2 separate regions of the Homo sapiens genome follow, and region 2 is linked to region 1. Evidence: read pairs that join two places in POLR2A ChIA-PET (ENCODE). Cell type or tissue: PC-9. All regions are shown on one strand. Links, peaks and the distances in the headings refer to the core of each region. The heading gives the core; the rest is flanking DNA.

The links. Peaks named below come from ENCODE experiments on the same cell type or tissue, not always from the same donor. Only the 100,000 strongest peaks of a DNase experiment are listed, where the experiment ranks them.
Region 2: POLR2A ChIA-PET joins it to region 1 with 5 read pairs; 2 of 35 experiments call an interaction of 5 or more read pairs at or near these places.

What each region holds. Positions count from the first base shown.
Region 1 is chr6:100,433,296-100,439,154 of GRCh38, reverse strand. All of the region lies in intron 9 of SIM1 (SIM bHLH transcription factor 1), which reads left to right. SIM1-AS1 (SIM1 antisense RNA 1) reads right to left here. Exons shown (of 3, transcript NR_187148.1): 3 at 1-1,899. Among named protein-coding and RNA genes, the nearest start is that of SIM1, 29 kb to the left of the region's middle. In PC-9, for the core only: no CTCF peak of the experiment used is centred there; a DNase peak (open chromatin) is centred at 3,644.
Region 2 is chr6:100,346,613-100,352,471 of GRCh38, reverse strand. No RefSeq gene overlaps it. Among named protein-coding and RNA genes, the nearest start is that of SIM1-AS1, 44 kb to the left of the region's middle. In PC-9, for the core only: no CTCF peak of the experiment used is centred there; no DNase peak of the experiment used is centred there.

The sequences.
Region 1 (5,859 bases), core at 627-5,626:
CACCTTGAACTTCATTCTTGAAACTGAGCATGTTTCTTTTTTTTAAATTTCAATAGTTTTGGGGGTACAGACGGTTTTTGGTTACATGGATAAATTCCTTAGTGGTGATTTATGAAATTTTAGTGCACCTATCACCCAAGCAGGGTACACTGTAGCCAATATGCAGTCTTATTCCTCACCCCACACAACCTTTCCCCTGGAAGCCCCAAAGTCCATTATACCATTCTTATGCCTTTGGGTCTTCATAGCTTAGCTCTTACCTATAACTGAGAACATATGATATTTGGTTTTCCATTCCTGAGTTACTTCACTTAGAACAGTGGCCTCCAGTTCCAACCAAGTTGCTGCAAAAGACATTATTTTGTTCCTCTTTATGACTGAGTGATATTCCACAGTATATATATACCACATTTTCTTTATCCACTCATTGGTTGATGGGCACTTAGATTGGTCCATATCTTTGCAATTGCAAATTGGGCTGCTATAAACATGCATGTGCATGTGTCTTTTTCATATAATGACTTATTTTCCTTTGGGTAGATACCCAGTAGTGGGATTGCTGGATCAAATGGTAGTTCTACTGTTAGTTCCTTAAGGAATGCCCATACTGTTTTCTATAGTGATTGTACTAATTTACACTTCTATCAGTAGTGTGAAAGTGTTCCCTTTTTACCACACTTACACCAATATCTATTGCTTTTTGATTTTTAAATTATGGCCATCCTTGCAGGTGTAAGGTGGTACCTCACTGGGGTTTTAGTTTGCATTCCCCTGATGATTAGTAATGTTGAGCATTTCTTCATACGTTTGTTGGCTGTTTGTATATCTTCTTTTGAGAAATGTCTATTTATGTCCTTTGCCTACTTTTTGATGGTATTATTTGTATTTTCTTGTTGATTTGTTGGAGATCCTTGAAAATTTTGAATACTCGTTCTTTGTCAGATGCACAGTTTGCAAATATTTTCTTCCAATCTGTGTGTTGTGTGTTTATTCTGCTGATTGTTTCTTTTGCAACGCAGAAGCTTTTTTTTAATCAGGTCCCATTTATTTATTTTCATTTTTGTTGCATTTGCTTTTGGGGTCATAGCCATGAATTCTTTGCCTAAATCCATGTTCAGAGGAGTTTTTCCAATGTTATCTTCTAGAATTTATAATTTCATGTCTTAGATTTAAGTCTTTGATCCTTCTTGAGTTGATTTTTGTACAAGGTGAGAGACGGGGATCCAGAACTGAGCATGTTTCATCAGGACTGGAAACTATTTTCTCTATATCCTCAAACCCACACATTTAGGTGTTTATTTTCTCTCCATTCCCCAGTCCCACAACACACAAACCTCCAAGCTTTGTGCTCTTTGTATGTGGTGATTTCTGCAGTTTGGTCAGGCTCACTCTATTTTTCACTGTTGTCATTGATACTCTAAAGGAAGCAGAGATTTCCATGCAGAGGGAGAAACGTCAGCATTTATGGAGCACCTTCTTCGTGCCAGGGAGGCACAGTCTCTTGCCTTTCCCAAATTGGTACTGATATATAATTAACAAGTTCACCCAGCTTTAGTAATAAATATGTTTTTTTTTCTTTTTAGCATCTAGACATACAACACCATTTAAAATTTTTTTTTTTGGATATCAATATTCTGAATGTAAATCTTATTGAAACGAATACACTGTGCTGCCGTATGTATGATGGGTATATTTTAAAAATTATTTTCAGAAAGAAAATATGAGGTATATATTAGGATGACAAACACCAGCAGATTGGAGAAAAGGGAGGTTCAAAGTCCCTATACAGCTGGTTCCAGATTTGCAGGGTCAGAGAGTCTCATTTGATATTATAATCCTGTTGTTATTAGAATATGATGCAGTCTAAACCTTAGGCTTCTTAGTTGGATGTTTCAAACTCTGAAAAACATAGGAATGCATTACAAGGTATTTGAAAAATATGTTATCAAATGAGGTATCATAATATTTTATCCTGTGACATGGCATATTAGTTAAGAAGTTGGGCTCTAGAATGTAGAGTCTATTGTCCGTTCCCTAGCACTGCCACTCATTAGCCCAGTGACTATGGACAAATTGCTTAACTACACTATCTCTCTATTTTTAAAAAATCTGTAAAATGGGCCGAGTGTGGTGGCTCATGCCTGTCATCCCAGCACTTTGAGAGGCTGAGGTAGGTGGATCACGAAGTCAGGAGATCGAGACCATCCTGGCCAACATGGTGAAACCCCGTCGTTACTAAAATACAAAAAATTAACCGGGTGTGGTGGTGCGGGCTGTAGTCCTAGCTACTTGGGAGGCTGAGGCAGGGGAATTGCTTGAACCTGGGAGGCAGAGGCTGCAGTGAGCCAAGATCGTGTCACTGCACTCCAGCCTGGTGACAGAGCAAGAGGCCATCTCAAAAAAAAAAAAAAATACCAAAAACAAAAACAAAAACAAAATACAAAAAACAACGACAACAACAAAAACCTGTAAGATGCGGGTAATAATGGGTTCTACCTCATAGAGTCAATTGGAACATTTAATGAGATCATGTGTAAGGTTGGTGGCCCTGTGCCCAACACAAAGTAACACTGAGTACATGTGAATTATTACAGTGGTTATTTTAGTGAAATTGAATAAAATAATTTTTGTCTTGCCAATGAACACAAAATAAATGTGTGTGAGTCTTTGGACCAATGGAGGGAAAGCATGAGTCTTAGGAAGCAGATGGTGGCCCAAGAACAAGAAATCAGCAATTATCTTGATGCATCTGGAAAGATCCTCCTTCAATTGGTTAGGACTAGTGGCCTTTAAGCATTCATAAAAGGCTTATTGAACACCTATTATGTGCCAAGCACTGTGCACAGTTCAGAGGACATCAAAATGAGTAAGACAGTGTCTGTAGGGAAAAGAAATAAGCATATGTCCAAGCTGTATCCTAGCCTGATTTCCCTGTGGGCTTGCTGGTAACTGAGATGCCTTTATGGAGGAAAGTACGTCCACTCACAATTAGAAGGAAGAGGGCCTAAAGCACCTTGGCACTGTTTGGGTCACTCCTGAAAAATGAGCTCACAGGTGTGGTTAGACTGCTTTCTGGCTAGATAGTAGGTAGGGAGGAGAGACAGTGGGAGGAGTTGGGCACCTTGGGAGGGGTGTGTGTGTGTCTGTGTGTGTGTGTGTGATGTGTATGGTAAGGGAGTTCATGACTGGCAGCAAGGTAACTGGCTACAGATTAAGGAGTTCAACTTTAACTCTCTCAAGGACGTTACCCAGGGTGGGCCCTGTTTATCTCATTGCCTCAGGGAGAGGGAGCAGTTGTGTTGATTTTTGTCCTGTTGGAATGATGTTTTGTCCTGCTGCAGATGGGATTTTTCAAAATTTTGGGGTTTGAGTTCTGATAGGATTATGAATCTCAGTGAATTTTTAAATTAAAGAATTCTAGATTCAAAATAGTCTTTGCAGATGTATTACATTTTGAAATATGTTGTCAATTATTTTGGATGTTTATAATTTTTTTTGCTTCTTTTTTCTTTTATAAGAGGTAATTCTCAGGTATTGTTCCTCTGTCTGGGAGAGACTGGGAGGTGGTTGTTAGCTCTAAGCTGAAAGAGGCGTGGCACATTGTTTTGTTCATTGCATGCTTAGGAAGGCTGAGGAGTAAGACAGACTCACATCTGAAGGGCGGCTGCTTTGTGTGAGAGGCCAGAGAAGCTAAGTGACTCAGCCAATACAACATAGCTAGTGAGTGGTCCAGCGAGCATACCAACCCAGGGTCTGGACTCCAGCATCCACCTGCTTTCCTCTTTGGCATGCTTTCTTTAAGTGGATAATGCTGTTTTAGGGTGAACCATATGAAATTGTCACTTCTATACATTAAAACAGTTCAATATTGGCAATTTCATATGATTCCACCTAATACTTACATAGTCATTTATGACATTTTGCCAATATTTTGCATGGTCTATGGACAGTTTACTCTCTTTTTTAATATGGGGTCTCCACAAAGTGACTCAGTTTCTTCAGAGTTTGGGTATACTTGGGACCTGCTCAATTGCCAGTCGATATCCTGAGCCCATCTCTTCTTCACTAATTTTAGCATCAACAGTCATGATGTTTTCACAAAACAACAATCAACGTGTCACCCACAGAAAATTATTTTATTTAGAACATTTAATATTTTACGAGGATTCAAATGGGAGCTGCTGTCTTTACTAGAAGAATATTTTTTCTTTGATTGATTGCTAAATGGATAGGGCCTGTGAATGGATCCTTCCCCCACCCCCGCTCCAGGGATTTCTTGTTCAAACAGAATTTGTTGTATCCGCATCAGTAAAGCGTGCTAATATGGGCTGATGGGTAGATTGTAGAAATAGCCTCATTATATTGAACTGGATATCATAATGGTACCCATTAAGGTGGGATTCTCTCTGTGTTTGTGCTTTTAAACCCAAGTCCCTTGCCACTTTTTACATCTCTCCAAGAATAGCAACATTCTCTGGTAAAATGCGATCTTAGAATGTGCTGTCTCTCACCTCTTCCTACTGAAAACCGTTAACAAAGGTAGAATCCCTGGTTCTGAGCATTCTTACAGGTTTGCGGCTGCTCTTCAGCCATTCATTTTACTCTCGTGCTTGTAATGACTATAACGTGTTCTTGTGACTGAACCAGGAGCTTCACTTGTTTCAGTACCTCCCATTAATTGATATTGGTGTCCAAACAAGCGACAGGCAAAGAGCTGCTTGTTATCAGATCAAGCCAAATGCAACACAGAGTTTTTCATTTTAATTTTGATAGGCCGTTAAGAGACTAATAGTGTTGGAAGGCACAGCATTTATATTCACTGTTGAAATCTTACCACAGTCCTGGCGTAGTGAAGTATTTGTTGTGTTGGATTTGGGTAATGGACCCTTGCAGGGTTACAGCTCAGGAATGCTAGAAGAATGAAGCCCACAAAGGGGAGGGCAGAGTGGGTGTCAATTTCATTCCTCCAATTAGAGCAGTTAAAGAAATAGCAACGTGCAGGATAGCATTTTATTGTGAAGGCTAATTGAAAACCAGGAAGAAAATATTTACAGACGTTACATGGCACTTTACAGAATAATCTCTTTTCTATTTGTGTCTCTTCTTGGTTGACTCAATAGGACCTTCATTACAAACAAATTTCTATCATTAGAATCAGCTTAATCTCTGTTGTTGTAATTAAGGTAACGGTAAGAAATGTTTTAGAGTGTAGTCATCTCTATGACAAGCTGGGGATGGTTCATGCATTCACTCAGCAAATATTTCCCTAGTGCCTACTGTGTGCCAGGCCCTGGTAGGGCTACAGTGTGGCTGAAAGAGACAAAGTCCCTACCCTCATGAAATGTAAGTTTTTAAATATATATGTATATGTAAAAAATATACATTATATGTGTGTGTGTGTGTGTGTGTGTGTGGGTGGGGGGGTGGGTCTTAATCTGTTGCCCAGGCTGCAGTGCAGTGGCAAGATCATGGTTCACCGCACCTCGACCTCCCAGGCTCAAAAGATCCTCCCACAGCCTCAGCCTCCGGAGTAGCTGGGATGGCATGCATGTGCCACCACACCTGGCTAATTTGAGTATAAATTTTAATATACTTATAAAGTACTTATAAAGAAATAAAAAAGTCATATAATATCAGAAAGTGATAGGAGAAAAATTAAGCAGGACAAAGAGGTAGGGATGGTCAGAAAGGTTTCTCTAAAGATTCATAAATGAAGGAAGGGAGCCAGCCATGTGGAGTCCTACAGGGAGAGTATTCCCGATGGAGGGAAGTGAATGCAAAGGCCCTGAGGTGGAAACCTGCTTGGCATGTTGAGGAACAGAGAAGGTCACTGTGGTGGCCACTGAGTAAGGGAGGGGG
Region 2 (5,859 bases), core at 400-5,399, 86 kb after region 1:
TATAATTATGTATTAATCAGGTTGTACTTTGGCCCTCTTCCTTGTAACCAAAAGTCATGTATCACTAAATACTGACCATTTGCATTCCCACTGGTCTTATAGATAGGATCACTGATGTTAGAATTATAAGGCTTTATATTTAAGAATTGCTTAAGATGTTCTTCAGATCTTGAATTCCAGTGGAATGACTGATGCCAACCAATTTATAGACCCCCACAGAGCAACCGCATCAGTGTAAGAATAAGTTTTTTCATCTCTCTCTCTCATGACTTCACTCTACACTCTTCAACTAATTAACAGTCCTCACACCTCGGTCCCCTGCAAATCCTTTAAAATCCTTAGAACCAGCTCCTTGGAGAGGTGGAGTTGAGGTTCTCTTCTACCTCCCCATTCAGTTCTTTCTCTGCTGCCATCCTCAATGTCTTGGATGTTGACTTGCTGCCCACCAGGCAAACAAACATATAACCTTTGTTGTGTATTCTTCTAAGGGAAGTATTTGGGGAAGATTATGTTGCATAGTGTTGCTAGGCTTGCCCTGCTCTTTAACTGATTACATATAGCTTTTTCACTTGTAAATGATGCTAAAAGTCCTTTGAAATTATAGGTATTTATAGAAAATCAGATCAGCTTTTAGGTGACATTGGCAATAATAAAACCATAATACTAATGGCACTAATAGAACTGTTTCTCTACTGGGTGTTCTACAATTCAATTCAGTTCCGACACTATCTACCTGGAGTTAGTGTCAGATGTCACAAGTTAAAGGGCTGAACTCCACAAGACTGACCCCCCCAATTCAAATGCCAGTCACAAAGCCTGAGTTACCACTTGTGTTTTGACCGACCAGCTATAAATTGGGGTTTCTATGACCCCCCCTTCTCAGATTTGATAATTTGTTAGAATGGCTCACAGAATTCAGGAAAGTACTTATTTGTATTTACCAGTTTACTATAAAGGAAAACTCAGGAACAGCCAAACGGGAGAGTCGCATAGGGCAATATATAGGAGCTGGGGTGTGTATGTGCAGAGCTTCCATGATCTCTCCAGGGAGCTACCCTTCCAGTACCTCCATGTGTTTGCCAACCAGAAGCTCATCACATGTCAAGAGTTTTTATAGATCTTAATCTCTAGGTGTCCTTCTTCTTCCCGGATGTTGGTGGGAGGAAATGAAAGTTCCAGTTCTAATCACTTGGTCTTCCTAGTGACTAGCCCTATCCTGAGTCTATCTAGGGACCCCACTGCAAGTTACTTCATTAGCATAAACTCTGACAGGATCAAAAGGGGTTCCTTATGAATAATAAAAGCCATTCTTATCACTCAGGAAATTCCAACGGTTTTAGGAACTCTGTGCCAGGAACCTAAGGACAAAGACGATGTACATTTTTCTGCGATAGCACAGGCACATTTCAAGGGCACAACGATCACCCCTACTAGATTTCAAGCTCCTTCAAGTGTTTTATTTTTGAATCCCTACCACAAGGCCAGTTGATGTCAGTCAAGTTGGTTGGATTGAATTATTAATTTACTAAAGACTTAGAGCTGAATATTTCTTACTCTTTCAAAAATTAGAAGGTTGTGCATTTCTTTTTCCAACAACGGACTTCTTTTCTTTTAATACAACAAAGCTATCATTTGACTCACTCCATCATCCATCATGTGTACCATTTAAGTTCTCAGGGATACATTGCCAACGAGTACTTTATTCTTTTATAAATTTCTTTCACATTTAGTGATGTATCCATTATACCTTTTCTAAAGGAAAGAATGATAATTTTTTAGTTAGAGAAATCAAGTCTTTGTTTATGCACTAATATGAGAGTCTTAACAGACTATCAATACAATTCAATAAAATTGTGAGATAATGTAATGCAGAACGGTTCACTGTAAGAGTTTGTTGTTCTTATATTATTTATGGAATTGAGTCTGGTAGTATGAAAACAAGCTGGGCTAAGATTCTTTAGATTACATGAGTATTCATGCTCATAATGCATATAACATACACATTGCATTTTAATTTATGGGCTTAAGGGAACAGTGATTAAGTAGGAGAGAGAAGAGCTTTTTAAACACCTTCTGGGGAGTGATTGCTATTCTTTGCTGTCACAACTCCAATTATTCTTTCTTTCAAATGCTTATTCTCTTTCTTTGAGTTTTCCTGGTACAGGTGGCTGCCATTTGTAGAGCTATCAATTTTGCTGCCCCCTTTTAAGGCAGCTATTATTTATGCTAGTTCCTGCTTATCCTTCTTTTGATTCATTTAGACAAGAACAGCTACAAAACATTTTAAACAGCTTGAAAGAAAAGGTTAACTTTAAGGATCACATGTTATCATGCATAGCCTCCAAATAAAATGTTTAAGCCTGCTCCAGCACACCTCTCAAGGATTGTAACTTCAACATGCTTTTAATTTGAGCCACTCTTTTAGATGCCAGAAATGTGAGGATCAGCACCATCCCACCAGTGTAATGGCCGGCAAGGCTGTCTTGTGTGGTGGCTGAAAACATAAACTCGGTTAGAGAAAGGATTTCTTTTCTTTTCAATCTTTGAAAGTGTGAAACTTGTGTCATTCAGGATGGCTGTTTTCCTTCTGTTAATTGTTGTTGTGTATTTTACTCTTCCAAATCATTGGTTTAAAGTTTGTATGTTAGAATTAATGGCAGGTTTTGTAGTCTGTTAAACCATAAATTACCACTCCTTGTCTTGGTACTGAAAGAGATTACTTAGCCATTCACAATTTTCCATGGGATGTTCTCCAGATGTGTGCCATCTGAAGTCTTCTGACTTCTTTCTCCAGTGGACTAAGCTGGCCTCTTGTTGAGGCAACAAAGAACTGGAAAATATATACATCAATGTTAAAACATGCGGGCCCTCAGACAATGTTAAGATGCCTTCGCACTTTCACTGAGTCCATTTGCGTTTCCTAACAATGCCCCTACTGTGGTGAGCAAGTGCCTCTGCTGTACTTACTCTCCTTTATGTATAATTTTATGCTAATCCTTGAATTGTTCAAGAAGCCTTTAATAGTCAGCTGTCTTTCTCTGTCTTTTGAGGTATCAAGTAATGTTACAACTTGAAAATCCCATAGATGTGGGCAATTGTGTCTTTAAACAATTCTGGCTCATTGGGTTTTCTAACATGCTACGTGTTAAGGATGTAGTTTTTCCAGTCCATCCTGGAATACTGCGGGGATTCTCAATTTCAAAGTAGCCCAAAGGAGATGGCCATTAAGACAACGTTGCTGCTAATCCAATTTCCCATAATCTCAAACTCTATGCAAAAGCAAATGTTGAACCTGTAGCTGAACTCAGTCTTTTGAATACCAAACCAAGACCCATAATGTATTATCTTAACCATTTTGGGGGAAAGCTGATTGTTTGCAAAATATCTTTGGGTTGCCATTAGTTTGGGTTTAATCCTTTAGAAATATTCAGCGCTCAGGCCTATTCAAGCTCTCAGAGAACTGGCTCATCACAGCAGCTCAGCTTGGCCTGTGAGATTGCTTGTGTACTTAGACTCCACTTATTTTGTTCAGGTTCACGATCAGGCGAGACAGCGCTGTCAATTCAAAAAGACATTCTTTTTTCAAACTATTGATCTCCATTGCTCTTGCAAATCCTTTAGTATTGGCTCTCAGGATTACTATAATGCTATAATCATTCTGTTAAGGATTCAGATTTGTGGTGGGCTAAAAGATGGGAACATCAAAAGGATTGAAATGCCCTTGAAGCAATCAATTTTTGTTCATCAAATACAAATGCTGAGAGGCTGCTTTCAGCTAATAATTTATAACTGAATTAATGACACATGGCTTCCTTCAGTCTTTTCTTCTAGGATCCTTTCCCTCCTTCTCTTAAATGTTCTGGTTTTATTTTCTGCAAAGTGAATTTGAATTGCATAATGTTCTAAACAAGAAGAATGCTATGGGAAGTAAAGCTTGTTTCACTTGCTTTCAAACTGTTAAGGCAGTAGAAATCTTTTCTTTCTTTGGGCTTTAAAGGAAGGCAAAGTCTAACACCATATCTGTTCTACTTTCCCTAGTAACAAAAAATGCACTTGTGGTTTATGTGTGAGTAACATTCTAGCAGAAGCTTCCACCAGCAGAAAACGTTTCTGTTAAAACCACGAATGCTGTCATGTGGCTCACTTACTTTTGCACAAAACAATTCCAACAGACAAAAGTTTATTTATAATATGTAACAAAATCATGTTATAGCCAAGGCAGTCTTTTCTTTAGTATTAATAAGTATAATTTACACATCTCTGTTAAGGTAGTGATTAAATGATTGAACATTTAAAAAGCTATAACACCTTTTAAGTTACTTTCATTTGCTCTCTTCTCTCATCCTCTTCTATTTCTCTAAGTGAGAATGCAAATGTTTATTTTTTGGGCTGTGAGGTAACCTTCCAGTGGGAGCACTGAATGTCTGCACACTTTCATGTGCCCAGCCAGCTTTGGAATTAATCGACACCTAAGAGCAAGGCTCTAAATGGGATGTGAGTGTGAAGAGCAGAATGCAAAAGAGCGTATAGAAGCCCCCCAAAGCTTATGGATTTGGTTTCTCATATGTGGAAATTTTTATTATTTAGGAGAAAACTGAGTTAAAAATTTTCTTAAAATCTCAGTACATTAAAATTTAAAATTAATAGTGTGCACAAAATTGTGGAGGAGTAAATTAGTTGAGAAAAAATGGTTTTTGAATGTTTTAGAAGTATTTATTTACATGTACACATTGAATTCCTAATTATATATTAATCGGTCTTATTTTTGATTACTTTGTCAAGTTAGTTTTGCTATATCAGTTTGAGTTATGATCATATTTTGAAGTGATAAAACAGGAGGTGGGGGAGGGGGAATGAAGAGAGTTGATTAATAGGTACAAATATACAATTAGATAGAAGAAATAAAGCCTAGAGTTTGAGAGATCAGTTTAATGACTACATACAATAATCTATTGTATATTTCAAAATAGGTAGAAGAGAATAATTTGCATGTTTCTAGCATAAAGAACAGACAAATATTTAAAGTGATATATATCCCAGTTATACTGATTTGATTTTTACAAATTACATGAATGTATAAATTGTCACTTGTATCATCAAAATATGTACATCTATTATGCATCAATTAAAAAATAAAATTATTTAAAAGTTAAAACAATACTAAAAATAGTCTTTAATGAAGAGTTACTAACTCACATCTTTTGCCCCATTTCATCCTAATTTTGGTTCAAATGAGGACAAAAAATACTTAGTGGATGCCTCCTATACCGTTGTTAAGTTTCCAGTGCCCAGTGCTGAGCCTGGCATATGGTAGACATTCAGAAAATATTTGTTCAAAGAATGAAAGCTGTTCTTTGTGTAGATCTTGGATATGAATCAAAACATTGCAAGACTTTGAGTCAATGTATTATTTTGGATTTCCTGGTCACACAGATTCAAAGAAAACTATCTTTAAATGTTTTGAAAGTGTTGGTATGTCTCAGTTTTCTTATAAGAGTGGATGAAAATTCGTAAAGACACAGCTATGTCATCTTTGCCTTTGGGCAAGAAGAAAGTGAAAGCTGAAGAATACCCTTGAGAACAATGTGAGAAGAGAAACTTTAAGTCCTGCTTTTTGAACTTTAATAAAAATCACTTTACTTGAGGAGAGTATTTTTAACTTTTCAAAGTTTGTGAGTGATGTGCCCATTCCTGTTGCTGCCAATTTAATATCCTTCTAAGGACTGGTCTCAAGTCCTAGTTTCAAAATTTTGCATTGTCTGAGTCAACACCCACTTCCAGGTATCTTTAATTTAATGCTGATATTTATATTTGTACTTTCTCCAGGTTATTTTTACAAAGCTTTCTATGAAGCTTATT